2 separate regions of the Homo sapiens genome follow, and region 1 is linked to region 2. The links are chromatin contacts, found by Hi-C or POLR2A ChIA-PET in ENCODE. All regions are on one chromosome and are shown on one strand. Each heading gives the region's core, a stretch centred on a gene start or an enhancer-like site at or near the end of the contact. The rest is flanking DNA. Distances are from core to core; before and after follow the strand shown. Region 1 has its middle 65 kb from the start of LINC03011. Region 2 overlaps LOC105375336 (a long non-coding RNA gene).

What was found. Hi-C counts contacts between places; a loop is a spot of excess contacts on that map. ChIA-PET counts read pairs that join two places held with the same protein, here RNA polymerase II (POLR2A). Pooled maps may share reads with other maps.
Region 1: a pooled map shows a loop between it and region 2 (12-fold over the local background). The contact joins two enhancer-like sites. A Hi-C loop is called at or near these places in 1 of 37 single-sample maps with no recorded cell type and 14 of 50 pooled maps. POLR2A ChIA-PET finds 5 or more read pairs at or near these places in 3 of 52 experiments (A673, B cell and HepG2).

What each region holds. Positions count from the first base shown.
Region 1 is chr7:66,556,780-66,560,456 of GRCh38, forward strand. It overlaps the pseudogene RABGEF1P1 and the pseudogene SAPCD2P3. Among named protein-coding and RNA genes, the nearest start is that of LINC03011, 65 kb to the left of the region's middle. RefSeq lists enhancers at 737-1,552, 1,553-2,368 and silencers at 948-1,057, 2,395-2,627. Within about 2 kb of position 2,197, at least 2 of the 41 ENCODE cell types and tissues checked have a DNase peak (open chromatin) inside an H3K27ac peak, as active enhancers do.
Region 2 is chr7:66,032,099-66,036,032 of GRCh38, forward strand. All of the region lies in intron 2 of LOC105375336 (a long non-coding RNA gene), which reads right to left. Among named protein-coding and RNA genes, the nearest start is that of ASL, 42 kb to the right of the region's middle. Within about 2 kb of position 1,578, at least 3 of the 41 ENCODE cell types and tissues checked have a DNase peak (open chromatin) inside an H3K27ac peak, as active enhancers do.

The DNA.
Region 1 (3,677 bases), core at 947-3,446, 530 kb after region 2:
CCTGGAGGTGGACTCGGGATGTCCGACTGGCCCCCCGTGCCCGAAGGGAAGTCGGAGGCTCACCATCACCAGCGGCGTGGACTGCGGCCTGCTGAAGCAGATGAAGGAGCTGGAGCAGGAGAAGGTGGTGCTGCTGCAGGGTTTGGAGATGATGGCGGGGTCGCGACTGGTACCAGCAGCGGCTGCAACCAGTGCAGGACCGCCAGTGCCGCCTGGGCCAGAGCAGAGCCAGCGCCGACTTTGGGCCTGCGGGGAGCCCCCACCCACTGGGGCGGCTACTGCCTAAGGTACAGGAGGTGGCCCGGTGCGTGGGGGAGTTGCTGGCTGCGGCCGGTGCCAGCCGGGCCCTACCTACGTCCTCCTCCGGGCCCCTCTGCCCTGCCCTGACGTTCACCTCCTTCCCGGGGTGGCAGCAGCAGACTATCCTTATGCTGAAGGAGCAGAACCGACGCCTCACCCAGGAGGTGACCGAGAAGAGTGGGCGCGTCATGCAGCTGGAGCAGAAGTCGGCGCTCATAATGAAGCAGCTGTTTGAGGCCCAGGCCCTCAGCCAGCAGGACGGGGAGGCCTCTGGACTCCACCTTCATCTAGCCCGTTTGGGCTGGGCGGAACCCCAGGGCAGTTCTGTCACTCAGCCCTTCGAGGGCGGACGCCCTGTCTCACCCAACGTCTCTGGCTGGAGACCCCCTGCAGCCCAGGCAGTCCCGGAGTGGGCGCCTTCCTGCCCCACTTGCCATCCAGGCTTCCCAGGTCCGCCCCCAGCTGGTCCCCGCACCGAGCCCTTGACTCGGTTTTGGCTCCTGGTGCTGACATGGGCTGGGGCTCTCTTGAGTCTGCATGGTCCGCAATTGCTACTGCCGCTGTCAGGAACAGTGGGGGACTCCCTGTTTCCAGCGGTGCTGCTCTGGGTCCCATCTCCAGGGAAAGGCAATGCTCACGCCGGGCTGCACTTCCGACAATGGCCAGTAGAGGGGGGCCGGGCAGCTCTGATGCGGCGCTGAGGCTGCGCCCGAGACCAGGGGTGCAAGGACAGCTTCCTCCCCTCAACCAGGGCACCAGGACAGGTGGCTGTCACTAGGACAGGGGCAGATGGAGGGGGTGGGGATGGCCTCTAAGCAGGGGGTGCCCGCCTGGCAGGGGAGCCCCAGGAATGGTGGTCGGACTTCGGGTCCCGGCCAAGGCAGAGAGAATGGCTGCAGCAGATTGCGGGGTGGGGGGGGCCAGGCAGGTGAGAGCTTAGCCTGCATATGCCTCCCGCAGACCCCGGTGTGATGGCCTTCCTCACCCTGGCCAGGACGCTGTCCCCTGTTGAGTCCCACAGAACAACCTGTGAGCCTGGCTCCCCAGGAGGGGGTTCAGCCCAGGCCCCCAGGCACATCGTAGGCAGAGCCTGCCCCCCCACCCCAACTCAGGATTCCCAAGGTCTGGGGTCCTGCTCACTCCCCACCCCCGTTTCCTCCCACACTCAGCCTGACCCCAGGTTTCAGCGGGGAGAGGCCACTTCCCTCAGCCAAGGAAAACGAGAACCCCCAGAGTACAAGAGGAGGCTGGGGCAGGTCCCCTTGAGTGTCACTCCCTGCACCCCCTGCCTAGGCCCACTCCCGCTGGTGCTGGGGTTTGCACTGGTGGAGGGGGCCCCTGCTCAGCCCATCCTGGAGGGTCCCAGTGCCACCAGAGCTAGGGGCATGGCAACATCAAGGATGGTCCAGGGCCCCCCGATGCAGGATCAGTGTGTGGGGTGCAGGGCCCCCCAATGCGGGGTCAGTGTGTGGGGGGCGCAGGGACCCCTCGTGCCCAGGGCACTTTGGGGCACTGTCCCACAAGGCAACCCTGTCTCAGAGGAGGGGTCCTGGCAGACAGCACGGCAACTCCTTTCCAGAACCCAGCTCCACGCTAACCTGCCCACAGCAACCCCTCAGAGCCACATCCCCTGCTGCATCTGGCCTGCAGGGGTGTCCCAGGACACGCCCAAACCAGCCCAGCGTGCAACTGCCCTCCTACCCTGAGGATGGGAGTGAGCTTTCCAGGGGACATAAGGACGCCAGGCCTGGATCTTCTGGGCAGGAAAGGGAGTGGGTCCTGAAGGACTGTGCCCCACAGCCCTAGCACCACAGCCCCAGCACCAGGTGGACTGCAGCGCAGTGGGTTGGCCAGCGGCAGCCCGGGAGAAGCCGCCACCCCCGTCAGCAGGCTGGAGACAGCCCATTAGGGCCTCAATCACGTCTACCTTTGAGGGTGCCTGCCATGCCCTGGGAGATCCTGGCATCTTTACAGGACTGGAAGCAGGAGACAGAAGAGTGTCTGCCCCGGGCTGGCAGACGGTTTGAATGGTGAGTAAGACAGGGTTTTATTGAGTGAAAAGGAAGAAAAGGGGGAAAGAAGGACTCTCACAAGGCCAGAGTCTCTGCTACAGTGCTTCCTGCCAGCAGCTAGAATCCCAGGTTCTACACAGAAAGAAGAGGGGCCAGGCTCCTCCCTGCTACAAAAGACTGCGCCACTTCCCGAAGCTCCACCCCAGTGCACAGGCCGGTTGGAGTTTTTCCGGGGGGCTCCACCCCAGTGTACAGGCCGGTTGGGGTTTTTCCCAGGACCCCTTCCCACCTAGCAGTCTCACCATGACCAGCTCATTCTTTTTGCTATATCTACATATTCTTAAATAGATTTAATGCATGTTTTGATAATTTACATGTTTTGTGGACATTTCTATTTATCTAACCCACTGAATCCTTTTTGGTAGCTTTGTAACATTCCATTATATTAACTGACTTATTTGACTCTCTACCACTGTGCATTTGGGTTGCTTCCCCTCTTTTCACTGTTGTGCACTGCAGCTATAAATAATTTTGTAAGGACTATCTTCTTTTGGGTTACTTCTCTGCGATACATTTCCAAAAGTGGTATTAACCGCTTAATAAGAATAAATAGGTCGGGCGCGGTGGCTCGCAACTGTAATCCCAGCACTTTGGGAGGCTGAGGCGGGTGGATCATGAGGTCAGGAGATCGAGACCATCCTGGCTAACACAGTGAAACCCCGTCTCTACTAAAAACACAAAAAATTAGCCAGGCGTGGTGGCGGGCGCCTGTAGTCCCAGCTACTCCGGAGGCTGAGGCAGGAGAATGGTGTGAACCTGGGAGGTGGAGCTTGCGGTGTGCCGAGATCGCACCACTGCATTCCAGCCTGGGTGACAGAGCGAGACTCTATCTCAAAAAACAAAAAAAAACAAAAAACAAAAAAGAATCAATGTTATAGCACTAAGTGTCTATTGCTAGCCACACTCCTCAGAAACTCGGTGCACACTGTCATTAACCACGTGTACGCGCTTATTTCCCTATGGCCCTTACAACATTGGGCTTGATAATTTTCATTTCGTTTTACTGATTTTATAGGTGTAATATATGTATTTATTCCTCACTTTCTGCCAAAGAATATTTAAAGTCTATTTAAAAGATAAATGCAATTCAGCATAACAGACTAGAAAATAAAAAGAATAACAACTGTAATACCAATGCTCTGGGAGGATGAGGGAGAATATCGATTGAGCCTAGGAACTCGAGACCAGCCTGGGCAACATAGTGAGACCCCATCTCTAGTAAATATAGATAGATAGGCATTAAACAATTTTTTAAAAATTATAAACAATAGGCCAGGCACGGTGGCTCACCCTGTAATCCCAGCA
Region 2 (3,934 bases), core at 328-2,827:
GGGCGTGGTGGCAGGTGCCTGTAGTCCCAGCTACTCGGGAGGCTGAGGCAGGAGAATGGCATGAACCGGGGAGGCAGAGCTTGCAGTGAGCCGAGATCGCGACACTGCACTCCAGCCTGGGCAACACAGAGAGACTCTGTCTCAAAAAAAAAAAAAAAAAAAAAGAATTCCTGTCAAGATGTAGTAGTCCGCTTTTAGAATTTGGGGACTACCACCTAAAACTGAAACTGAGAAATGTCTTAAGTCCAACATGGTTTAGCTAGCTGTGGGCAATTTCAGAGCAGACTTGGGAACAAAGTGCTGTCCCATCCAACAGCCATGTCCTCTCCCCATTATTATCTGCCTCCCATCAGCTATTGACATCTTGGGCAGCCACGTCCTCCTGCTGAATCAACAGAAATGGCCCACTTAACACCAATGTCACCACTGGGAATTCCAGCCATGGGCAAGTATCCTGCCAAATATCCACCATGCTCCCAGGGTGTTCACCACCTACGTCAACTCAACAGGTACAGTCAGGGTGGCAAGCAGTGGCCAAAAGCCTGGTTCCCTGTGTAACAGTTAATCCAGGCAATATGCCATCTTTCCTGAGTGAAGAAACAACAATGTGATGTATATTAAATCACAATCGATCCACTCTACAATAGCATATCAGAAAGCATTGTTTTCAGCAGTCTGCAGGCAGTGGAGTATGACAAAGAATATAGTTTTGAAATCAGATTTGGGTTCACATTCTAGCTCTGCCATTTATATGCTGTGAGAGTTTTAGTTAATTACTCCCTAAGTTTTCCTTCTAAACTAAAAATGGGATGAAACTAGTATCTAAAAGTGTGGCCTGGATTTCAATCCAGCTCTTGCATTCTTTGGCTATGTGAATCTGGGCAAGTTACTTAATCTCATTATGCTTAAATTTCCTATCTATCAAATGGCAATTATAGTATCAACCTTGTAAGACTGTTCACAGGGTTCACTGGAAACATGTAAAATACCCGGAACATATTAAGTGCTCAATAAGCACCAACGTTATCATTACTACTACCTGTGCAACTACCACTACCACCAGCTCCTCCTACCTCATCAAACTGTTATGATGAAGTGAGACAACAAATTTTAAAAGTTTAGCACAGTTCTTGGTACTTGTATTAACATCTCCATAATGGAAGGTTATTATTTTTAAAAGATATTATCTCAGTTAATTGTCATTAAAAACCCTATGATGTAGAAGCTATTCGTATGATTCCTACTCTATAGACAGGAAGCCAAGGTTCAGAAATTAAATAACTTGCTCAAGGTCACACAGTAAGAAGTCTAAATAAAGTGGAAGGCAACTATGGAGTTGTGGGAAATGAGACTGGACTGGATGAATGGAAACTGGTAATGCAGAATCCTGAAAAATCAGGTAGAGGGGTCTGTGCTTGACATATTGTGCAACAGAGACCCCTGTATGTCTTAAACCAGGAGTGCAGTGAGATGATGCAAATGATGACCCAAGATTTCAAAAGCATGGGCCAAACAGATAGTTGATTTCCCAGTCAATAAATAAAGCAAAACCAACAGTGGTTCACACAGGGCTCAACCTAGGCCTTAGGTCATCAGCACAGTGATGTCAGCACTGTAATCAAATCAGCTCTGTGAAGCTTACCAAATGCTACCAGTGATTCAAGCTACGATTTCACAAAAGTGCTGCTTTGCCCAAATGACCACAAACACACTGAAGTCACAAAGAGTATCATATTTGAAAGGAATCTAACACAGGAAAGACAATGCATAATTAGTGCATGTGACAGAGCTCATTTAAAATTGAAAATGACAAATCAAACCACATGTCATCTTTGCCTGCTTAATCAGGAAATCAGCCCACTGGCTTCCTCCTATCTTTGCTTGAAATTGAGTTATAACTCCCTGTGCTCTCCAAAATATGAGGCGTTAAGACATCCCTTCCTGGAATAGTTAACTGGAGAAAAAATATGAATATTGTTTCTCTTCAGGACCAACGGATCCATCCCAGGTGCACCGTTACAATTTCATTTCCAAATCATTGCCCCTTCTCTGTCATTCAGAATATTGCACGCTCTGCGAAAATTTGTCCTTGGCCATTCCAAGTTACTATGCCACTGAAAAAGTCAATACTGTAATGTAAGAATCCAAAGAACATTCTTTGCCTCTTCTAGAACAAATATAAAGGAGGAAAACTCTCTTTCACATAAGTTTTAATGAATCTGTGTTTTGGGATCAAGAGAACAATCGATGTTTACACAGGTACTGCATTTTGCAGACTCTGGCTGACAGAAACTGATTTATTCATTGATTTTCTTTTATCAGCAAGATAATTGTTTTTAACCCAGCTAAATACTCTGACAAAATGCCAATGTATGCTAGGCCCTTCTTTATTTAACAAAAGGTCAAGAGGTACCTTATCTACCTTTTTATGAAGTCCTAAACGGGCTGTATGTGTTGTGGAATTTTTTTTTAAGGCAGTTTTTACCCTTGAGAAGTTACTGTAACCACACTAAATGACAGGTTGTTGGCAACAGGATATGGTGAAACCAGACAGACATCAACTTAATCAAGTTATCCAATTTCACAGCACCAATAATGATGTGATGCATGAGAAAGACATCCCTCAGAGCAATCCAGCCCCAAGATGTTTAATTCAAATCTATCCATGAGGATATAATCAGAGAATTCCAAATTGAGGAACAGTCTTCAAAACAACTGGGTTAGATTTAGACTCTTCAAATATCAATGTCATTTGTCACAGTGCCAATGTCACAAAAAGAAGCTAAGTAAACTTCCAGAGGAAAGGAAATTAAAGAAACATGACAACTAAATGCAATGTGTAGTTCTTCACTGGATCCTGAATTGGGAGGAAAAAGAACACTATTAGGACAACTGAAGGAATGTGAGTTTACATTGCATCTTTTTTTTTTTTTTTTTTTTTGAGACAAAGTCTGGCTCTGTTGCCCAGGCTGGAGTGCAATGGCACGATCTCGGCTCACTGCAACCTCCGCCTCCCAGGTTGAACCAATTCTCCCACCTCAGCCTCCCAAGTAGCTGGGACTACAGGAATGCACCACCACACCTGGCTAATTTTTGTATTTTCAGTAGAGATGGGGTTTCATCACGTTGGCCAGACTGCTCTCCAACTCCTGACCTCAAGTGATCCGCCCGTCTCAGCTCCCAAAGTGCTGGGATTACAGGCATGAGCCACCGCACCTGGCCTACATTGTATCTTAATAATAGTAGATATATCAGCGCTAAGTTTCCTGAGTGTGATAAGGCGACTGTAGCTACATAGAATGCCCTTTTCCAAGAAGGGGTGAAATGATCTGCTGTCTACAACTCTCTAATGGTTCAGTAAAGTAAGTGTGTGCACCTGTGTATGGAGAGAAAGCTCATGCCTGTGCAAAAGAAATAAGGGAATTCCAGGCACGGTGGCTCACACCTGTCATCCCAGCTATTCCGAAGGCTGAGAAAGGAGGATCGCTTCAGCCCGGAGTTTAGATCCAGCCTGGGCTCAAGTGTCTCTAATTAAAAAAAAAAAAAAAGAAAGAAAGAAAGCCAACCTGGCCAACATAGTGAAACTCTGTATCTACTAAAAATACACAAAATTAGCTGGGTGTGGTGGCAGGCGCCCGTAATCTCAGCTACGCAGGAGGCTGAGGCAGGAGAATCACTTGAACCTGGGAGGTGGAGGTTGCAGTGAGCCAAGATGGCAACACTGCACTCCAGCCCAGGCGACAGTGTGAGACTCCCTCTCAAAAAAAAAAAAAAAAAAAAAAAGAAGGGAAGGGGGAAGGGGGAAGGGTAGCAAATACCCAAATCAAAATGTTAACAAGTGGTGACTTCAGGTAATGAGTATAATACAGGTATTTGTGGTACTGTTTTTGCAGCTGTTTCACAGGTTTAAAATTTTTCATGCTAAGAAGTTAAG